Linked DNA regions of Homo sapiens: region 1 is linked to region 2. Evidence: read pairs that join two places in POLR2A ChIA-PET (ENCODE). Cell type or tissue: A673. All regions are shown on one strand.

What was found. ChIA-PET counts read pairs that join two places held together with the same protein. Peaks named below come from ENCODE experiments on the same cell type or tissue, not always from the same donor. Only the 100,000 strongest peaks of a DNase experiment are listed, where the experiment ranks them.
Region 1: POLR2A ChIA-PET joins it to region 2 with 19 read pairs; 5 of 35 experiments call an interaction of 5 or more read pairs at or near these places.

The regions. Positions count from the first base shown.
Region 1 is chr10:77,870,130-77,875,129 of GRCh38, forward strand. All of the region lies in intron 1 of DLG5 (discs large MAGUK scaffold protein 5), which reads right to left. Among named protein-coding and RNA genes, the nearest start is that of DLG5, 54 kb to the right of the region's middle. In A673, no CTCF peak of the experiment used is centred here; no DNase peak of the experiment used is centred here; H3K27ac peaks cover 391 bases.
Region 2 is chr10:77,978,949-77,983,948 of GRCh38, forward strand. POLR3A (RNA polymerase III subunit A) reads right to left here. Exons shown (of 31, transcript NM_007055.4): 26 at 4,972-5,000; 27 at 3,705-3,869; 28 at 3,206-3,370; 29 at 2,480-2,611; 30 at 1,193-1,325. Among named protein-coding and RNA genes, the nearest start is that of POLR3A, 48 kb to the right of the region's middle. In A673, no CTCF peak of the experiment used is centred here; no DNase peak of the experiment used is centred here; H3K27ac peaks cover 532 bases.

The DNA of each region.
Region 1 (5,000 bases), 110 kb before region 2:
AGAGACTAAATTGGGAGTGGACAAAGCATAACACACAGAGATGGCAGGTCAGATAAAACAAGGACAAATCCAGTGTTTTGTTCTTGGAGCCAAAAGAACTATACAATGAAGAGCGGTATGTACCAGGCCAAGTGGGTGAGCTGGAGATGGAATTTTTGCAATAAGGGCTTTGAACAAGCCTTAGGGCTCTGGCATCAGAAAGCTGCCAAGAACTAATGAGATCCTGGGCTCCACAACAAGAAATGTGGAGGACCACATTTAAGGAGCTCCCAGCAGGGCACGGTGGCTCACACCTATAATCCCAGTGCTTTGGGAGGCCAAGGTGGGCAGATTGCTTCAGCTCAGGAGTTTGAGACCAGCCTGGGCAACATAGTGAAACTCCATCTCTATAAAAAATACAAAAAATTAGCTGGGCGTGGTGGCACGCACCTGTAATCCCAGCTACCTGGGAGTCTGAGGTGGGAGGATCACCTAAGCCCAGGGAAGTCAAGGCTGCAGTGAGCCATGATCATGCCACTGCACTTCAGCCTGGGCAACAAAGTGAGATCCTGTCTCAGAAAAAAAAAACAAAAAACACTCTTCCACTGCAATTCTTGACTAGCCACCCTACACGCATCTTTGGACGGGAAAGAGGAGAAATGAAGAAATGGGGGTAAATGGGGGAGCGGGGCAGGGGAGGGAGATGCACTGTAGGTGGGAGGCCCCTGGGGGACAGGAGAGACCTTGAGGGGAAAGCAGGGAGACTTTGCTGGGGAGGTGAGGACCATGCAGGAGGGCAGAGAGATAGACTGCAGGCAGGCGAGCTAGCAGGCGTGTCCATCAGAAAAAGAGATGAAGGGGGAGAGAAAAAAGAGAAAGCAAGCAAAAAGCAACTTTGGTAATGGCAAGCACTAGGACAGGCGTGACCGGCAATGACCAGTAGCCTCATTATCACATTTTCAGAGACTCTGAAGAATCTGAAGGCGTTGAGCATGGGCTGAAGAGAATGACTGGGGAATGGGTAGGTGTCTTGTCTCTCAATACGACTGTCAGAAGGGATTAGATTTGTTCTTGATGGCCTCCAGCAGCCAAACCAGGAGCAGCGGGTGGATGCTGGAGAAAGCTGCATCTCTAAACAGGTCTGGATGGCCACGGTCAGCACTGCCAGGTATGAAAAGCCTGAGGGTGAGGGGGTGAGACAGTGAGGGAGGCCCAGCACTCAGTGGCATGGATGTCATGGGGAAGTCTGTGCATCTGAAGGGAGATGAAACCAGAAAACCCAGTTCAGCCTTAAAATTCTATGATCCTGCTAATAATGAATAACCCATGCTCCACCTCCCATATCTGAAGTCCAACCCACACTATTAGTTTTGCTGTACATTCAATATCTCTGCATTTTTGTCTCAACAAAAACAATAAGCATCACACTTTTTTTTTTTTTTTTTTTTTTTTGAGACAGAGTCTTGCACTGTCGCCTGGGCTGGAGTGCAATGGCGCGATCTCGGCTCACTGCAACCTCCACCTCCTGGGTTCAAGCGATTCTCCTGCCCCAGCCTCCTGAGTAGCTGGGATTACAGGTGCCCACCACCATGCCTGCCTAATTTTTTCTATTTTTAGTAGAGACAGGGTTTTGCTATGTTGGCCAGGCTGGTCTTGAACTCCTGACCTCGGGATCCACCAGGCCTCAGCCTCCCAAAGTGCTAGGATTACAGGCATGAGCCACCATGTCTGGCCTGCATCACATGTTTTTTTAACCCATCTCTCTTTCTATATCATACACATTACATGTTGCTTCAATATCTGTGAAATAAAGTCAAATGCAATTCGGGCAATCCATTGATATCTTCAAAGAACAAGAACCCAACACAATGCCTATTTTCTAAACTCAACTACCATTTTTTAAATAGTATTTTTTCTTTATGGGGGCAAGGAAGGCTAGCCACTGACATGTTGGTGGATTGTTTTTGGAAGACGTCTACTCAGGAAAGCAGGCACAAATAAATTTCCCCACTCTCACCTCCAGAAATCTCTATGCTCAACCCATCCCAGCTTACGACACTGGCAGCCTGCGCTCCAGATGCCTCTGCTGGAACGCTCCCCTCTTTCTTACTCTTGGCATCAGCAGTGCCCCTTCTTCCAGTAAACTGCCCCTCCTCTTCAAATCGTCTCTCTCCTCCCCTGTGGCAAGTTTCCACTGTTAATTAAGCTTGGCAGATGCCCTTCCCTCTCTCCGCCCACCTACCTCCCTGGCTGGGGGAGTCCACAGGCCAAGCGACACGTTCTGTTCCTCTTCCCTGTCCCTGCAGTCCTGACTGGCCTCTGGGGCCTAACCAGGGCAGCGTGACATCTTTGTGTGCATCTCTGGGCATCACTCCCACCCCCAACCCAGGGAGCTGGCAGGGCTCCTAGGAGCTGGTGGGGGGAGTGGTTAAAATTGGACAGGACCCAGTTTTTACAATGTTCCCAGAGCCTTGGACGTCATTAAGGGGGAAAAAAGGCCCAAAGACGACATTGTCTCGGTCATGCTTTGTCTCTGCGGTTATTGTTGTCCTAAAGGCCTGTGTGGTCAGGACAGTCAGGAAAAGGCAAAAGAAGCCACTGTCCCCCAAAGTCACACGGTGTCCTTTCAAGGCCGGTTGCTTCCATGGGGCGGAGGGGCAGGTGTCGGCGTCATCTACCTCTGGGGTTTCGCCATCAAATTTGGAGTCAAATTTGGTGCTCCTCATCTTCTGCCATGGCCCAATCCAGGAGGAGACAATTTCCCCAGGTTCTCCTGAAGGCACCTCCACCCAACCTGCCCTGAAACCTAGGATGGGCTGCTGTGGAAGGAGAAACAGTGTGGAGGGACATTCTCTACCTCACAGAGTGCCCAGGGCTAAGGGGGACTGTAGGATCAGCCTCCTGATGTGTGTGTGTGTGTGTGCACACACACACACACACACACGAGAGGAGGGCACCAACCACAAACTTGTGCAAGCTACCAAGTACCATGCAGAGGTGCTGATGAGATCCAGAGAAAGTTGGATGATGTGGAAACATTTCCAGAAAAGGGGAGCTTGAGGCCAAGTTTAGACGTGGACATGTGGGCCAGAGCGTGATATAAGGAGATTCTTTACTATCAAAGGAACTACCTGGGCAACGTAAACTCTTATTCAGCAGATGAGGGTGGGGTTTCAGAATGCATTTCTCACAAGCCCCCAGGGCACATGCTCTACACACTGGCCCAGAGCTGGAGTCCACAGGTGGGATGCACATGGAAGCTGCAGCCAAAACCCTGGGAGAGGTGGAAGGAAGCCACTGGGAGGAAGCCAGCCTGGTGACCCTCTGGGACTGGCCCACGGGCACTGTCTGTGTCCTTTCCAAGAGCCCAGCCCCTGATAATTCTGTTTACCCCGTGACTCAGTGCCACTGGGTCACGAAGACCACTTCAAAAGAAATTCCAGGAAAAACCACCCGAACAATAATGGAATGCCCCAGCCCTCCCAGGCCCCCTCCCATAGACCATGAGGCCCAAGAGAGATGGAAGCACGCCCCCAACACACCCCTTCCATTCACCTGGAGCTTGTAAAGGCCCTGGTGACTCACGCTTCCTCTTCGTGAAGCTCACAGTGGCTGAAGGAACTTGTTCCAGCCTTGAACCAGCACACAGAGTTCTCCCTGTCCTCCAGAAGGGCCCAGGCAGAAAGGCAGAGAGCTGACGGCTCACGGTCACAGGGAGGCCAGCACCCCCTACCTCAATCCCCAGGGAAAGGAGAGGGAGACACCAAGCTGCTACTCTCTGGAGCTCTGGGGTCCCTGAAGACAGAGCAGGAAGTGCTGCCTGGGCCCCAGGAGGACAGTCACTTTCAGGGCACCTGCCACATCCTGCCGCCCTCCTCCAGCTCACACTGAGGAACCACAGCCTGACGAACCACAGCAGAATGACCGAAGGTGCCCAATCGCTCCCGGACTCACACGTGTCAGCCAGGTTTCCAACACGTGCCCCCCGCCTAGCATGGCACTGGGCCAGGTTCGGGAGAAAGAATGGCAAGCCAGGGGCTCAAGAGCCTGGAGGTTACTCATCTGCTGTGAGTAGCCTTCAGAAGAAGGCCCTTCTCTCTGAGCCAAACAATAATGATTGCAGCACAGCTGGGGCCAAACTGCTTGGAGTTAACTCCCAGCCCAGCCCCTTATGAGCTGTGTGCTGTTAGGTAAGTCACTCTGCCTCTCTGTGCTTCCACATACTTATCAGTAAAATGGGATGATAGAAGTGCTTATCTCTTAGAGCTGTTTGAGGATAAACTGATTTAATGCAGGTTGAGTATCCCTAATCCAAAAATCTCCAAAATCTGAAACTTTTTGAGCACCAACATGACACCACAGCAGAAAATTCCACACCTGACCTCATGTGATGGGCCAGTCAAAATGCAGGCGCAGGATACAGTTTATTCTGCTTCCTCAAAGGAAAAACAAAATTATCTTCAGGCTATGTGTATATAAGGTGTATATGAAATGAGAATACGTTTCACATCTAGACTTGGGTCCTATCCCCAAGATATCTCATTATGTATATGCAAATATTCCAGAATCTAGAGAAATCCAAACCCCAAAAACACTTCTGGTTCCAAGGATTTCAGATAAGGGATATTCTGCCTGTTTGTGAAAAGTGACTGAAACAGTACCTCGCATAGCCGGTACTCTAAGTGTTAGCTGGTGTTATTATGGTCAGTCCAGACCTGCAGAGGGCCCTTCCAACTCTGCTGTTCAATTCCTCAATTACCTACATGGAAAGCTGTACTAGAGTGACAAGTCACACAATCTACAAGCAAACTGCTGCACTGTATATGGCACTCTCAAGAAAAATAATAGCAGCTAATAGGTACTAAGCACTACTAAGTACTGGGACTGTGCTAAGCACTTTGCATGTATTGCCTCCATTAATTTCCATAACAACCCAAAGGTTGTCATTATTAGTCCCATTTCACAGAGGAAGAAACTAAGAGTTAGAAAAATTAATTTGCTGAAGGTCGTGCTAGGGCTAC
Region 2 (5,000 bases):
ACCGCGCCCGGCCCACGCTTGTTTTTTGATTTTAAAAATATTTAAATAGACACGAGTTCTCATTATGTTGCCCAGCCTGGCCTCAAACTCCTGGGCTCAAGTGATCGTCCTGCCTCAGCCTCCCGAGTAGCTGGGACAATAGCAACACCATGCCCGCTCTCACCCTTCTTTATCTTAAAGACTTATGTAATATTTATTTCCCTCCATCTCCAATCCCTGTCCCTTCTGAAAAGAGAAACAGTTAATCTTAGAGGCAAAAAATGGGTATATACTCTAATGATGCCAATCTGTACAAGAGCAGGAGGTGAGAGAGCAAAGGGCTACTGGGAAGCAGAGCTCTGGCCTGGAAACAGCAGCCAGACTTGGAATCCCTGTGTGGGCCTGACTGGTGTGTGCCCCGGGGCAGGTTGCTGGCCCTCTCGAACCCCAGCCCCTTACCAGCTCTCACCCCAAGCCTGCAGGGTCTTCCTGCGGAATCAGAAAGGCTCGAGCAAAGCTCAGCAGTCAGTGCTGGTCTCACGGAAGAGGCAGGGAAGCCAGACACTGGGGAGAGTTCCCCTCGTGCTCCCTCTCCCCCAGGCCAGCACAGCCCCATAAAGCCATGTTTTGTCGAGTGGCGGGGATGAGGCATGGTGCAGAGCAAGGCTCTGCTGGTGGACTCGACAGCAAGCGAGGTCACCTTGGTCTTCTGACTTGTCAAAGGGCTTAATATCCACACCCCACGGGTGGGTAGAGATACTTGACACATATGATGCCTGGCACAGGGGCTCAGCAGGCATTGATGGCCACCTCCCAAGGACAGTAGGACACTCTGCTCTGCCCAGCGCCCAGCCAGTACCTGCTCCTGTCAGCCCTGGTGTCACACACAGGGGTCAGGATCAGTGTGGCTGACTACAAAGTCAAGGGCTAGAAAAATTCTTACATGCCCAGGGTTGCTCTTTGCTTCGTGGACCAAAAACCATCTGTGCTGACAGAGGGAAGTCATCCAACAGATGTAAACGGGGATGCAGGATGCTACAGTCAGGATTTGGAGATAAAAGATCCAGCAGTTCCAATTCGTGTCTATTGACATTATTCTTGAAAAAATAAACGCTCTGCCACTCAGTTTTTTTCATTCCCTTGGAAGCCTAGCCATGGTCTATTTGTAAATAGTAAAGGCCTTTGATGCTGTTCATAGAAACATCAAACCTACCACACACAGAGTCCTTCTGCCCGAAGTAGGCAGCGTCAAAGAGATGGTCAGCCGTCTTCTCAAAGGAGGCCAGCATCAGCACACTCTCCTTCATCTTGGCCAGGCCAAACCTAGTGATGCCCAGGACTTCACCCTGCGTCAAGGGAGAAAGAGTCACGGTGGTACTCACACCAATGGCAAAAGCTCGAAACCAAAGCACGGTGCACCTTCAATACAATCAACAAAAATCCTCCAAGACCCAACGTCAGGTGTGAAAGGCCCTGAGGAGCTATGGGTCCGCCCTCTGTGTCCCATTGAGGTGGTCAATCGTCGGCAACATGAAACTTCACACTCGCATCCAGACGCCATCAGAACAAAGAAGAATTGAGAACTAGAATTCAGAGACTAACTTTAAAAAAGGGGAGTATTTCTGAAGAGATTTCTTATGGCTCAAAGAACTAAAAATAAAAGAATGTAAAAACCTCAAGTATGAAGAGAATTAATTAAATTTAGGTAATTCTACTCAAAGGAATATTGTGCCATAATTTAAAAAGTATATTTATTAAAACCATGAAACAAGATGGAAAACATTTGTGATGTTAAACAAAAAGTCACAACAAAAACTGCATGCACACAGTTTCCTGCGACTAAAGCAAAAGATGCATAAAGAATAGGACTTCACAGAAGACATCGAACCGACAGCCTCAGGGTGGTAGGAAATGGGCCATTTCCCTCACCTGGTTTCTAAATAGTCTGTAATACTCTATCGACTTGTTTGGGGAAGCCTTATGAAAACCTGCTGCCCTAAGGCACAGCTAGAGGGAAATACGTTTTTTTTGGAAAAGAGAGAAAAAAAAAATCAAACCAACCAACCCACCTCAGCCTCCCGCCCCCAACTTCAGATCATGTTAACTTATTTTTTCCTGGGAATGGCTACAGAAGAGTGATGGATGGGTTTAATAAGAAAGAAACACCTCAACTTGCCATGGGACTCTCTGGGCTTTGGCAGTGGCTAATTTTGCTTTAGGATGACATTCAGGATGAGGACGGAACCAAGCTCCAGCTCTCTTCACTCCACCGACTGGGTATGAGTTTGCCATGAGGCTGTAACTCTCATACTGGGATTTCACCAGGACACTCAGCCTGACCAGCATACTTTGGTTTTTGAGCAATGTTCACATCTTATTTTCTCTCTATGATGGTCCTCACAGCAGCGTATTCTACATGTCTTAGAAACTCCACAGGCTTATTCTCCTGAAAGTGAGTTTCGGGATGCCCAGGCAGCCCGGGGGCCTCCTGCCCACATACCTTGTAGGTCATGAGGTCGGAGAGCAGCATCACGTGCCTCCTGTCGATGCTCATGCCGTGGTTCACCATGGTGTACTGGATTTCATTGATGATCGTTGTCCGGGCGGCCTCGATGCCCAGAGTTTTCTCCACCTACAGAGAGCCAGTAATGAGCAGAAGCAGCCCCTTCCGGGAGGCCACTGCAAATTCTCTCCACTTTCTCCTCTGCCCTGCAGTTTCAAAGCAAACCCTGTGCCGTTTTCCAGAAATGGATTGCTGGGCAATTTTCAGTTGCAGACCCACGGCAAATGGGATGGTCAGAGAAGTATGCTGGGAGGCCGGGCACAGTGGCTCATGCCTGTAATCCCAGCACTTTGGGAGGCCGAGGCGGGCGGATCATGAGGTCAGGAGATCGAGACCATCCTGGCTAACATGGTGAAACCCCATTTCTACTAAAAATACAAAAAAAAAAAAAAAAAAAAATTAGCCGGGCGTGGTGGTGGGTGCCTGTAGTCCCAGCTACTCGGGAGGCTGAGGCAGGAGAATGGCGTGAACCCGGGAGGCAGAGCTTGCAGTGAGCAGAGATCACGCCACTGCACTCCAGCCTGGGCAACAGAGCAAGACTCCATCTCAAAAAAAAAAAAAAAAAAAAAAAAAAAAGAAGTATACTGGGAATCAGTGGAAGGCCTGCAGATGGCACAAGGAAGACAGCCTAACCCTAAGGCGACCCCGTGGGCTGAGTGGTACCTCATAGGTGTTATTGGAGGTGGTTCGGGTGCCCTTCACACCGTGTGTGGCCATGACTGCCCGCAGGTTATCACCTTCCACCAGAAGCTTGTACTTCTCCTTTCCACTCTGCTCGTCAATGTGGATGACAGCTCTGGACACCTCTGGAATGCCCTGCACCACCACCTGGATTCAGAGACAGAGAAAGCTGTGAGGACGGGGTGAGCCATGCCCTGGGCTGATCACCTTGATCACCCCAGCTTTCAGCAGTGGTCATCTGTTAACACACTAGAGCTAGTTTTAGGGATAAGGGAGAACAGAAGTTGTTCAGGGGACTGCACCTCATCCTAACATCAGTTTTTTGATAGAACAGAGAGGAATCTAACAGACTAACTCCTTGGGGATAAGGCCAAGAAGAAATTAAGAAATCGGACTAAGTGACAAAGCCCTTAGGTCCCAGCCCTGGGTGTCACACCACAGGGAGATGCTGGGTCTCCATGAGAAGCGACTTCTGTTTCACCTTGGGGAGATCCTCTTTCAGGAACTGCAGCACGTAGTACATGGAGCTCTTGCTGTTCTCTCTGGGGGTGACACACACCACAGCCTCACCATGAACAGCCACATCACCGGGCTTCACACGGAGCTTGGATGTGCAGATGGAATATCTCACTGTCTCAGCGTTCACCTGCAACATGGCCAGGTGTAGGTGTTACTGATTCCAGTGTTGTTCTTCGTTTATTTCATTGTTGCCCCTCTAAGAAGTCCTTTTAGTCAGGTTTGTTCTAAGCACCCCCCACCCGCACCATGAAATTAATACCATAAATATGCTACATATGTTTTATGTACTATATGTGTATATATATCTATGCTTTATTCATAAAAAGAGTAGTTTTTTTCACCCACGACAAAATATTTGCCCTTGAAAATTCATGCTCAGTTCATGGCAACACACGCAGCCTCTGTGGGAAGCTCTAGGGAGGCTGGAGGTTGGAGGCCAGGCTAATTAAAAGCTTCCGTGGGGCCTCCCCTTTACCTGACACTTTCACAATGGTTCATGTGCTACGTTCCTGGATACAACTCATCTCTTCTGCAAAGGAGCCACAAGGCAGGCAGCAAGAGACAGGCTAGAGAAATCCCCAAACTGGAGAGCAGGTTGCTGCATTTGAGTCAACTGTTATATGGGTAACATATGAACTTGATGCGTGAGAGAACGAGCTGACAGAATGTGTTTTAAGGGCTAGTACAGCTTTAACTACCCGAGAGAAAGAAGAGGGTGTCGGGAAGTTACTCAGTTTGTACCCCAAGTTGGTCTGTTTGTGAGAAAGGCTGATCATCTTTCAACTGTTGCCTATTACCCATGCATGCCAGTTTAAGAAGCCAGGTTAATCTCCCCATCTAAACACATTTACTGAACTTCCTAGGCTAGCTGCCATGCTGGGCGCTGGGGATCCACAGATGAGTAAGACACAGCCAGCCCTAGGGTCCTTCCAGACACTGGGAAGAGGGACAACAAGACCACTTATCATAATACCGTGTCACAGTGAACTGGTATTGCGGTCTGCACAAAATTTCAACTAATTTTCTGTGTGTCTTTAGATGGGTATATTTGTATCAAGGTCAGGTTTAGAAAGAAAATGTGAGGGGACAACAGAATCACAAAAACCAGAAACCACACAGAAGGTTCTGCAATGCTTCCTCTGTCTTGCTTAGCTCTTGCCCTAGTTTATCAGTACCTATCTTGGGACTAACAGGATGACTTCCTCTCTACATTTAATTATGTGACTCACTTCCAGTCTCAGAAGCCTAATCCGTTCCA